Linked DNA regions of Homo sapiens: regions 2 and 3 are each linked to region 1. A link is an interaction called in ENCODE POLR2A ChIA-PET data of the cell type or tissue named here. Cell type or tissue: GM12878. All regions are shown on one strand.

Region 1 (4,000 bases):
TGGTGAGAAGACTGGTTAGACATTTCCTTATCTCCTCTCCCAGCCAAGTTAACCCTCCTCTTTCTGCCTGAAAGATGCCATGATCACTGTCCAGTCTGAAAGAAGATCTGTGATTAAATGTTTCGAAAGGTAGCTCTGCACTATGAGAATCTTGGACCTGAAATGGAATAGGAAATGTCTTGGCCAGGTTCATGGACACAATTCTAGGACATGACTCTGGTTCATGACTTAATTCAGTATGTCTGATTCGTAGACTCTTCCTGCTTCAGAAAGATGATCTCGTGTGCTTTTCTTAACATTTTGATCCTTAGCCAGTAGGTAAGATCAGATAATCTCCTTCATGCTTCTTTTCAGGATATGCTATTCTTTCAAATTTAGCCAAGACAGAGGATTCCATTCCAGACATTCTTTCCATGAATGGCATTCAGTTAGGAATGTTGTTATGCTTCCATCTTTTTTCACTTAATAAAGGCTTCAGCCAATCTAAGTTACAAATAAGCCTGACCCTACTGAGTTACAAAAGTTATGTTTTCTGTAGCTGGTTTAAGAGAACTGGAATCTGAATTGGCCTTCTCCAAGACTACAAGATTGAGTTGGATGACCTTTGCAAAGGTTTCTGGGAGGCAGCTAGACTAAGAAGCATGGGTCTTTCCCCTTCCTGCCTGGAAAAGTATACAGCATGTATAGTTTACCCCTTGGACAGAGCTAGTCCCAAGAAAATTCCTAAAGCTGGAAAAGCTGGCTACTGAACACCTAATACTCAGTTTCTCTTTTCTAAAATTCCTCCTGCTCTTAGAAACTCCCCTATTGCCCAGATGTCATGCAACTAAATTATATTGCAACCATACAATGGAATACCGTGCAACCATTAAAAAAATATTGTGGAAAAATATTTAGCAGCATGCAAGTCATTCAGGTATTCCCCCAGGCCTCCAATTCTCAATCAGAGCATAAAATTTGTCAAATATTTTACTCTGGTCATTGTTTCCTGAGCATGTAAAACCACACCATTTCCTGCACCAAGTCAAGGTTTACGGTCTTAGTTCCAAGAACTAGTTTATAAGTAATAAACCAGACTATTTCCGGTTAGACTAGCAATAAGAAAATATACTATAATTGTTCTTTTTATTGAGAAGCAGTGACATGGATGTTTATCCATCCTAACATTCTCAAAGATGCAAACTTCTCACTGGAATTTAAAAGACATCCTTTTTGAGTAACCATTAGTTAATACTATTGTTTTTCGAATAAGATATAAACCCTAGTCCATCAGTTCATGGCTAGGGGATTTTGAACATGTAACTTAATCTCTTTAAGGCTCAGTTACTGTATTGACAAAATGCAACTACAATAGTATTTATCTCATGTGGTTAATTGAAAAAGTAAACAAAATAGTATGTACACAACTTATATAGTTCCTAGTAGTCAGTAGATTCTCAATAGATGTCAGCTATTATGCAAACTGCAGGACCTCAGTTTTATCCTCCAGCCTGTATTTAAGAAGGGAGTTGAGAGAGTCTCATCCTCATGGATAAGAGCAAATCACAGACTTCACCAGAGTTTCTAGTCTGTCTTATGAGGGAGTCAGGAATTAAAGAACAGCTTTGTATGATTCTCTGTTTTGTTTTTGACCCAGTCTCTCTCCCCTGTGAAAAGCAGCAAGAGAGGTTTCACTTCTCTATGAGACATAGCAGGGAAGCAGGACCTTGCTCTGGAACCAGTCTTAGGGAACTGTTAAGTTTAAAGCGTACCAAGGGACAAAGCAAGGAGAATGGCCTAAAAGGAGAGAGAAGCCAGCTGAGACCATAGGGCCTTGGCAGTGGCAAAAAATAAGGGCAATTTGGGAAGACAAAGATGGGCCTAAGAAATTGTCTTGGGAATGAGCAATAGGAGGCCTAGGTAGGATTCCTGTTATACAACAACTCTTTCCCATCAGGAAGCCAAAACTACTCTTGGACTTGGTAATTCCCCTGTCCATATGACACCTTAGCCAAAAGGGTAAATCTAATTCCAGTAAATGAAAGTATTTAGAGTCCTCACAGTGAGGAAAACTGTCTGCAGGCACTGGTGCAGAAATGTCGATGAGTGAGAAACTCCAATATGTTTGTTTTGAGAGAAAGAGACAGAGACACCCACAACCACTGTAAGTCAGAACGTGATCCCTGTGCTAGCAGAGGTACAATGTGCTGTGGGGCATGGGGGAGGTAGCTCCAGTGTACTTACTAAGAAGCGTGAGCATGTGTAAGAGTGGGAGGTGGAGAGGGAGGGGCAAGAATCAACATGAGATTTACAACAAGAACATCTCTTTTCCGGGACTGCTGACATATCCTGGGCTTTCTGCCAGCTCTGACCACCACCTGTTCAAAAACCAGAATGAAAAGCATTCCCCTTCCTCAGATTCATGTTGACTTGCTCTTCCTTCCCATTATAGTTTGCCTCCCTTTGCACTTTCCAAGAAATTATAACCCTGGGCTCAAGTGAAAATGAGGATCATCTGATTTCAGCTTGTTAACAAGGAATATTGGAGAGTCTGAATGGTGACGACCATCCATGGCCTGTTGATATATAGTGTGTGCCTTTCTGCCCTGCCTTGTTTGCTGGTCTGAGATTTTGCACCCTCTGTGAGTGGCTAGAGAATTAGGTTACTTCCTAACTGCTTTCAGGCTCACCGTTTCCCTCAAAAATCCTACATTCCAATTCTTGAGGTCAGACTTCTTTGGGGCTACAAGGTAAAGGCACTGGCCTTGTTTTCCTAGTTCCTCTCGGTGTGATGTTAGATGTTTAATTTGAGATCTTTCTAACTTTTTGAAGTACGCATTTAGCACTATAAACTTTCTTCTTAACACTGCTTTTGCTGCATCCCAGAGATTTTGGTATGATGTGTCTCTGTTTTCACTTATTGCAAAGAATTTTTTTTATTTCTGCATTAATTTTGTTGTTTACCCAAAAGTCATTTAGGAGCAAGGTATTTAATTTTCATGAATTGTGTTGTTCAAGAGATCTTTTTGGTATTGATTTTTGTTTTTATTCCACTGTGGTCTGAGATTATGGTCAGTATAACTTTGATTTTTTTTTAATTTATTGAGGCGTGTTTTATGGCCAAGCATGTGGTTGATCTTGGAGTATGTTCTGTGTCTGTGTGCAGATGAGAAGAATGCGTATTCTGTGGGTGCTGGATGAAGTATTCTATAGGTGTCTATTAGGTCCAATTGGTCAAGTGTCAAGTTTAAGTCCAGAATTTCTTTGTTAGTTTTCTGCTCAGTGATCTTTCTAACACTATCAGTGGGGTGTTGAAGTCCCCCACTATTATTGTGTAGCTGTCTAAGTCCTTTCATAGGTCTAGAAGTAGTTATTTTATGAGTTTGGGTGCTCCAATATTGGATGCATATATATTTAGGATAGCTAAGTCTTCCTGTTGAATTGGAAACTTTATCATTATGTAATGCCCTTTTTTGTCCTTTTTTACTGTTATTCGTTTAAAGCCTGTTTTATCTGACATAAGAATAGCAACCCCTGCTCTTTTTTGTTTTTCATTTGCATGATAGGTCTTTCTCTGACCCTTTACTTTGAGCCTATGGGTCATTACATGAAAAGTCAAAAACAATAGATGCTGTCAAGGCTGTGGAGAGAAGGCGATGCTTATATACTGTTGGTGGGAACGTAAATTAGTTCAGCCATTGTAGAAAGCAGTTTGGAGATTTCTCAAAGAACTTAACCATTCAACCCAGCAATTCCATTACTGGGTATACATCCAAAAGAAAATAAATAGGACACATGTACTTGCATGTTCATTGCAGCACTAAATGCACCATGTCTTTTGCAGCAACTTGGATGTGGCTGGAAGCCATTATCTTAAGCAAATTAACTCAGGAACAGAAAACCAAATACTACATGTTCTCACTTATATGTGGGAGCTAAACATTGGACATAAAGATGGCCACAATAGACACTGGAGAGTACTAGAGAGAGGAGGAAATGGGGAATAAGGTTTGAAAAACTA
Region 2 (4,000 bases), 85 kb before region 1:
TAACAATTCCATACCCAGTGACAGCACTGGGGACAGAGGGTGAGTCAAGAAAGCCGCTACAACATATAGTAATAATGCAGTATTTGAAAAAAGCAAAGAGTTTTGTGGGACCACAGAGAAGGGGCATCTCTCCCAGTGGGTAAGGGCAGGATGGAAGAGAAGGAATTACAGAGGATTGGTGACTCAGACAAGTCTTAAAGGATGAGTAGAGATTAGCCAGATAAAGGAGGAAGAAAGGGTGCCTCAGTATTCCCGGCAAAGGCGAAGTCTAATGACGTCGAGAGGATGAAGAAATCAAGTGCCTGGATAATAATGGGGCAAGCTGATTTGGTGTGAGCTCTAAGATAGCAAAGGTAGGAAGAAGCCAGACAGCAAAGGACTTCGCCTTGTAAACCAACACATGTGGATTTTAACCTCAATGTGTCTGGGGGACCTGAAGTCTGCTGGGGAGATTAAGCATTGTAGTAATGAATTTAAACAGTAGGTAAGAGAACTAGATGAGGCTGTTAGCCATTCAACTAAAATTAGAGCTCCAATCCGGCCTGTCTCCCTTTAGGGTCAGGCACATAATAGACTCTTGAAGAGGAATTGTTGACCTGTTATTTTCTATTTCAAGGCTCCGCTTCTTCTTTGGACACTCATGAAGCATGGACATTCTGTCATCCTACCAGGTACCTAAGAGGATGTCAAAAAAGAGCTCAGACTTCTGTGTTGTTTTCTGCATTTCTCCACTGGCCTCAGAGGACCTCTCCAAAATAATGAAGAGGGTGTTTTGAAGGATATGAAATCTTGAACTCTGGCCAAAAACACCAATACTTCAATGAGTAGATGCCAGTAAAGTGAATTGTTGTTAGACTCTCACCCAGCTGACAGAATTACTAATATAGGAGCATCAGATACTCCAAAGAGAGTTATTCAAGGAATCAGAAATAAAGTCTTAGCTGCACCACTGACCCACTGCATCATCTCAGACAAGTCACTTAAATGAGGACTCAATTTCCCCTCTAAAAAAATGGAAGAGATCATATAAATCCTGCCTACCAAATATGATTTCAAAATGAAATAAGACATGAGAAAGTGCTTTGTATGCAGTAAAATATTGTAGAGGGTAAATTGTTATTGTTGTTAGTGGCTCTGCAAGTATGTAGAGTCAGTTAAGGCTTCTCTTGCATGTTAAAATAATATGCCTCTGTTCTAATCTTCCCTTACAAGTACACTACTTTCTCTACCCACCTAGCAGGCAATAATGGGCAGCAATATCTGTAATGTTTGCAAAAGCATATGTGGTAAAATTTATATTAATACCAGAAAAATTATTATTTCTAATGAAGTTGTTTTTCTTGTGGTGAAAGTATGCATAGACTGAAGTTTCATACAGCTTTCAACAACTAGGAGGGGTGTGTGTTTTTGTCTCTATTTAAGGAGGAAAAAACTGAGGCCCAGAGATGTAGTGATTGCACGGGGTCATCACACAGTTGGTAAATAAGAGAGCTGTTTGTTTCCAAATATCTCCATTCCAGTAACAATTCAGCAAATACCCAGTTCTAGGAACAAAATGGGTACTCCATAAGTGACTGATTAAAATACGGTACGGTTAGGTAACACTAATGCTGTCATTTGTCAATATTTGAAAATTCTGGTGACTAAAGATTACAACAGTGCTGTGGCTAAGAATGATAAAAATTATTCCACTCGAAAGGATGAAAGAATTCTTTTTAAATGTATGTTTAGAAGGAACAATGGTAGGATAGGGTTCTAAGAAATCATTTATCTTTGTCTACATTTAGTTTAATTCATTTATGAAACAAATATTTATTGAGGTCTACAACATGTCAGCCATTATTTCTAAGAACCAGGGCTAAAAGAGTGAACAAAACAATCTAAATCTTTGAATTCATGGAGCAAACATTCTGATGGAAAGGAAAGTTAATCCACAGGATTATAAAAGTAAAATTTATTATACTTATGCAAGTATATTATAAACCAGGATGTTATTACACATTAAGGAGAAAAAAATAAAGGATGGAGGGGGAGGATGAGATATTGGGGAGGGGGTAATTGAGATTTTAGATAGGGTAGCTGGAAAACAGGCATCACTGAGAAGATGACTTTAGAGAAAAGAACTAGAGAGAATGGGGGAGTTAGCCACACAGCTATCTAGAGGAGGAGCACTCCAGGAATGCAAAGGAAACAGCAAGTTCAAAGGCCTTGAGGCAAAAATGTGCCAGATGTATTCAAGAAATAGTCAAGATGTCCAAAGTAGGTGGTTTGAGAAATCAAAGGAGAGGAGGGGTAAAAAATGAAGTCAGAGAGATGACGGGGAGCAAGGCCATTCTAGCTCTTATAGATTGTTGATAAGACTTTGGCTTTTGCTCTGAGTGAGAAATGAAGACATTGGGAAAATGTGTGAGGAGGTGTAATACAATCTGACCTATACTTCAACGGGTTTATCTGGCTGCTGTGCTAATAGTAGATTGCAGAGGGCTAAGATAGACACAGGAATACCACTTAGGAGGGTATTACCTCCTATTGAACCAGAGAGCTCAATAGGAAGGCTCAAACGCTGGTTTATTTTGAAGGTAGAACTGACATGATTTGCTGACAATCTGGGTATAGAATGTTAGACAATGAGGAGAGACCAAGGCTAGGATGAGATCAAGGCTTGGATGAGACCAAGGCTTTTGATGTGAGCACCTGGAAGAAAGGTGTTGCTATTTTTTTTTTAAATTATACTTTAAGTTCTAGGGTACATGTGCACAATGTGCAGGTTTGTTATATATGTATACACGTGCCATGTTGGTGTGCTGCACCCATTAACTTGTCATTTATATTAGGTATATCTACTAATGCTATCCCTCCCTCCTACCCCCACCACACGACAGGCCCTGGTGTGTGATGTTCCGCACCCTGTGTCCAAGTGTTCTCATTGTTCAATTCCCACCTATGAGTGAGAACACGCGGTGTTTGGTTTTCTGTCCTTGCGATAGTTTGCTGAGAATGATGGTTTCCACCTTCATCCATGTCCCTACAAAGGACATGAACTCATCATTTCTTATGGCTGCGTAGTATTCCATGGTGTATATGTGCCACATTTTCTTAATCCAGTCTATCATTGATGGACATTTGGGTTGGCTCCAAGTCTTTGCTATTGTGAATAGTGCCACAATAAACATACGTGTGAATGTGTCTTTTAGCAGCATGATTTATAATCCTTTGGGTATATACGCAGTAACGGGATAGCTGGGTCAAATGGTATTTCTAGTTCTAGATCCTTGAGAAATCGCCACACTGTCTTCCACAATGGTTGAACTAGTTTACAGTCCCACCAACAGTGTAAAAGTGTTCTTATTTCTCCACATCCTCTCCAGCACCCGTTGTTTCCTGACTTTTTAATGATCGCCATTCTAACTGGTGTGAGATGGTATCTCATTGTGGTTTTGATTTGCATTTCTCTGATGGCCAGTGATGATGAGCATTTTTTTGTGTGTCTGTTGGCTGCATAAATGTCTTCTTTTGAGAAGTGTCTGTTCATCTCCTTTGCCCACTTTGTGATGGGGCTGCTTGATTTTTTCTTGTAAATTTGTTTAAGTTCTTTGTAGATTCTGGATATTAGCCCTTTGTCAGATGGGTAGATTGTAAAAATTTTCTCCCATTCTGTAGGATGCCTGTTCACTCTGATGGTTCTTTTGCTGTGCAGAAGCTCTTTAGCTTACTTACATCCCATTTGTCTATTTTGGCTTTTGTTGTCATTGCTTTTGGAGTCTTAGTCATGAGGTCTTTGCCCATGCCTATGTCCTGAATGGTATTGCCTAGATTTTCTTCTAGGGTTTTTATGGTTTTAGGTCTAACATTTAAGTCTTTAATCCAACTTGAATTAATTTTTGTATAAGGTGGAAGGAAGGGATCCAGCTGCAGCTTTCTACATATGGCTAGCCAGTTTTCCCAGCACCATTTATTAAACAGGGAATCCTTTCCCCATTTCTTGTTTTTGTCAGGTTTG
Region 3 (4,000 bases), 93 kb before region 1:
GCTTCCGATGTGTATGGAAGTTCCCATATGATAGCCCTTTTCATCAAAGTAGAATCCAGAACTCCATTTTCAACTTACCCTTGGCATATGACGTAGACTGAACCAATTAAACCACCTCCACAAGCTTGGATTTGGAAGAGATCAAAGAGAAAGAAGACTCCACATGAAATTCATTTTTGGGGAAAGCTATATGGTTGTTGACAAGAGTCGTGGAGTTTGTTTGCTTGTTTGGTTTTTAACTAATAGACTTTATCTTTAAGAGCAGTTTAGGTCCACAGCAAAATTGAGCAAAAGTACAGAGATTTCCCATATACCCACTCAGCTCATATACACTCATAGCCTTACTCACTATCAGCATCCCTTACCAGAGTGGTGCATTTGTTACAACTGATTAAATGACATTGACACATTATTGTAACTCAAAGCCCCTAGTTTACATTAGGGCTCATTCTTGGGTTTTGACAAATGTATAATAACATGTATTACCCTCTTAGTATTGATACAGAATGGTTTCACTACCCTAAAAATCACCTGCACCTCACCTACTCCTCCTCCCTCTCTCCCACCAAGCCTCCAGTAACCGCTGATCTTTTTACTGCCTCCATAGTTTTGCCTATTCTGATTGCTTCTTTCACTTAGTAATATACCTTTAAGGTTCTTCCATGTTTTTTCATGGCTTGTTTCTTTTTGGCATTGAAAAATATTCAGTTGTGTGAATATACCACAGTTTATATATTTACCTATTGAAGAACATCTTGGTTGCTTCCAAATTTTGGCAATTATGAACAAAGCTGCTATAAATGTATGTATGTAGGTTTTTGTGTGGAGACAAGTTTTTCTGTGGACATAACTCTTTTGGGTAAATACCAAGGAACACAATTTATGAATCATATGACAAGACCATGTTTAGCTTTATGAGAAACTGCCAGACTGTCTTCCAAAGTGGCTGTGCCATTTTACATCCCCAGCAACAATGAATGAAAGTTCATGTTGCTCTACATCCTCATCAGCTTTTAGTGTTGTCAGTGTTTTAGATGTTATCCATTCTAATAGGTGTGGAGTGGTGGTTATTTTAATTTGCAGTTCCCTAATGAGGTATAATGTAGACTATCTTTTCATATGCTTATTTGTCATGTGTATATCTTCTTTGGTTAGGTGTCTGTTCAGATTTTTTACCCTGGTTGTTTAATCAGGTTGTTTGTTTTCTTATCGCTGAGCTTTAAGAGTTCCTTCTATATTTGGGGTAACAAGTCCTCTTTCAGATATATCTTTTGAAAATATTTCTCCCACTCTGTAGCTTACTTCTCATTCTCTTGACAGTGTCTTTCACAGAACAAAAATATTTAATTTTAATGAAGTCCAATGTATCAACTTTTCTTTCATGTATACAGTGCATTTGGTGACATATCTAAAGAACCATCTCCAAACCCAAACACATCTAGATTTTTTCCTATGTTATCTTCTAGGTGTTTAATAGTTTTGTATTTTACACTTAGGCCTATGATGCATTTTGAGTTCATTTTTGTAAGAGGTAAAAGATCTGTTTCTAAATTTATTTTATGTTGATGTCTTGTTTCAGAACCATTTGTTGAAAAGACTATTGAATTGCCTTTACTTATTTGTCAAAGACCAGTTGACCATATTTGTGTGGGTCAATTTCTGAGCTCTCTGTTTTGTTTGACCAATCTATTTGTCTGTTGTTTTACCAATACCGCACTGTCTTGATTGCTGTAGTCACTGAGTTTTCAGAAGTCACCATAGCAGGGGTCCTAGTGAGTATGACCCATGCAGTATCTCAAATTCAAGCTTGTGCCTCTGATGAGTGCTGTGCGGATACACCTGTAGACAAAATATGATTTGAGAATTATTCCTGATTAAAGCCTCTTTCATTGTTTGCAACTAAAAACTCAGACCGAAAGAATGATCTCTATAGACAGCATAGATATGCTTCTGATAGGAAGTTGCCAAATGTATTAAGTTCTTTATTACTCCTCTTGAAGCATTATGGAAATGAGAAAATAAATGGTAACTAAAGTCAAAAGAGCTAGGTCTAAGTCTTGGCTTTGCCAATGGCTAACTCTATAATGCTAGCAGTCAACCAGCTTTCCCAAATCTATATTTATTCTTCTGAAAATGGGGATAATTTCTGTCTCATTGGGTTATTTTGTAAAAGTAAGTGATATTAATCAAAAGAATTTAACAGATTATAGTGGGTTCTCAATTGATGCTTTTTACAGTTGCTCTCTGCTAAACATGGGTTGATCTTTTTATTCCAAAGTGCCTAAAAGACAAGGTAAGGCTCTCTATCTAATTGGATGTACGAGCTTAGGAACAATGGTTAACAATAGGGAAAATAATTAAATATTTTCAGGCAACACAGGGGTTTTAAGCATGAGTGAGCCAAATTTTTGAATAGTAGCAGCTCTATGACTTAAAAATAATAATTGTGTAATAGTATCATATCCAAACAAAAGAAGAAATTAGTATATCTTGTGGCCAAAGTGGATCCATAGAAGCTATATGTTTGAACTACATGTTGTTGAATTTCTTTTATCTGTTTCAGTTACTTGCAGATAGTTTCACTGAGGAAGTGGTATTACTAGAAACAAAGACAATTATTGGTCTATTTATTTCTGTGAAAAATAATTTTACTTTTTCCTCATTATATAAGCAATTTAATGATTATTAATTACATAAAAATATTTGAAAAACAGATAATCAAAAATGAAGTTGAAATCGTCTATAATTCTACTGTACAGAGATCATTATTGCCAGCATTTTGGTATTTACCTTTCCAGAATACTTCCTACCCATTTAGTTACAGATGGATAGATGTCAGATATAAGAATGAACTATATATACTGTTACTTACCCTATTTTCTTTTTACATGAAAAAATGAGCATATTCCAGGTCTGAAAATTGAACTATATCATTTTTAATGGCCATAAAGAATTCTCTTAAAAGCATGTAACAAAGTTTATTTAACTATACACCTATTGATAAACAGGTAATTTCCACAGTGGAAAGAAGGTATGAAAAAGACTACGAAGAATATCCTTTCCCATATATCTTTTTGCACTTCTCCAATCATTTATTTAGACAAATTCCAAGAAGTACGACTTCTGGGTTAAATAAATTGTATCTATTGGTTTTCATGAATGAGTATCATTATATAAACAGAATACAACTCAATAAAAAGGATTAAAAACAAGTCTGGGTTTGCTTTGTATAAAGTAGCACAAAATCATGGTAGAAATGACCCTACTAACAGCACTGGTACTATTGCTGAAGACTGGCTTACCCTAAAAGAACAGCAGGGATACTGTAGACAGAGTATGTGGAAGACAAATTATACCACTGCTGTTTTTTTTACAAGTTTCCATTCTCTCTCTCTCTCTCTTTCTCTCTCTCTGTCTTTCTCTCTCTTTCTGTCATGTATGCACACATAGACACACACACACACACACACACACACACACACACACACACACACACACACACTACCCTTAATGCATGGTCTTGCTGGTACGTACTTTGCTGAATGTTAGCTACATCACATTAAGGGAAGCCACAGTGAGTCTACGTGGTTTATTGAAAGTAACCAAAACTGCAGTGAAATTTCATCACCAATGGTGATGAATACTTTCAAAACCATTAGTCCTTACACTCCGACCACCATCAGACATTCCTCAGAGGCTAATCTTAGTCACATGTACCAAACTTTCTCCAGCCACTGCTTGTCCTTGGTAACATCAGTGATCAGGTAAGCCAGGTTCCTTGTCTTAGTTTATCTGCTCCCTCACATGTTTCCATAAGTTCTGATGCTAGGCTATGCAAGTAGAAGTTCAAAATGTCTGTTCAGTTTAAAGGTTTGCCTTTCAAAGGGGAAATTGGGAAAGACAAACAGGGAAAGAATTAGGGATACACCCTCATCTGGCATGCAGAAGATAAACATGGGGATTTCATAATTTGCTTTCACCATAAAGCCCTATACTTAAA

Evidence for each region. Peaks named below come from ENCODE experiments on the same cell type or tissue, not always from the same donor. Only the 100,000 strongest peaks of a DNase experiment are listed, where the experiment ranks them.
Region 2: POLR2A ChIA-PET joins it to region 1 with 5 read pairs; 2 of 35 experiments call an interaction of 5 or more read pairs at or near these places.
Region 3: POLR2A ChIA-PET joins it to region 1 with 5 read pairs; 2 of 35 experiments call an interaction of 5 or more read pairs at or near these places.

What each region holds. Positions count from the first base shown.
Region 1 is chr1:168,464,651-168,468,650 of GRCh38, reverse strand. All of the region lies in intron 3 of LOC125312414 (a long non-coding RNA gene), which reads left to right. All of the region lies in intron 4 of LOC101928565 (a long non-coding RNA gene), which reads left to right. Among named protein-coding and RNA genes, the nearest start is that of XCL2, 77 kb to the left of the region's middle. In GM12878, no CTCF peak of the experiment used is centred here; DNase peaks (open chromatin) are centred at 58, 1,010, 1,650 and 2,240; H3K4me3 peaks cover 815 bases; H3K27ac peaks cover 2,526 bases.
Region 2 is chr1:168,549,414-168,553,413 of GRCh38, reverse strand. No RefSeq gene overlaps it. Among named protein-coding and RNA genes, the nearest start is that of XCL2, 7.4 kb to the right of the region's middle. In GM12878, no CTCF peak of the experiment used is centred here; no DNase peak of the experiment used is centred here.
Region 3 is chr1:168,557,445-168,561,444 of GRCh38, reverse strand. No RefSeq gene overlaps it. Among named protein-coding and RNA genes, the nearest start is that of XCL2, 15 kb to the right of the region's middle. In GM12878, no CTCF peak of the experiment used is centred here; no DNase peak of the experiment used is centred here.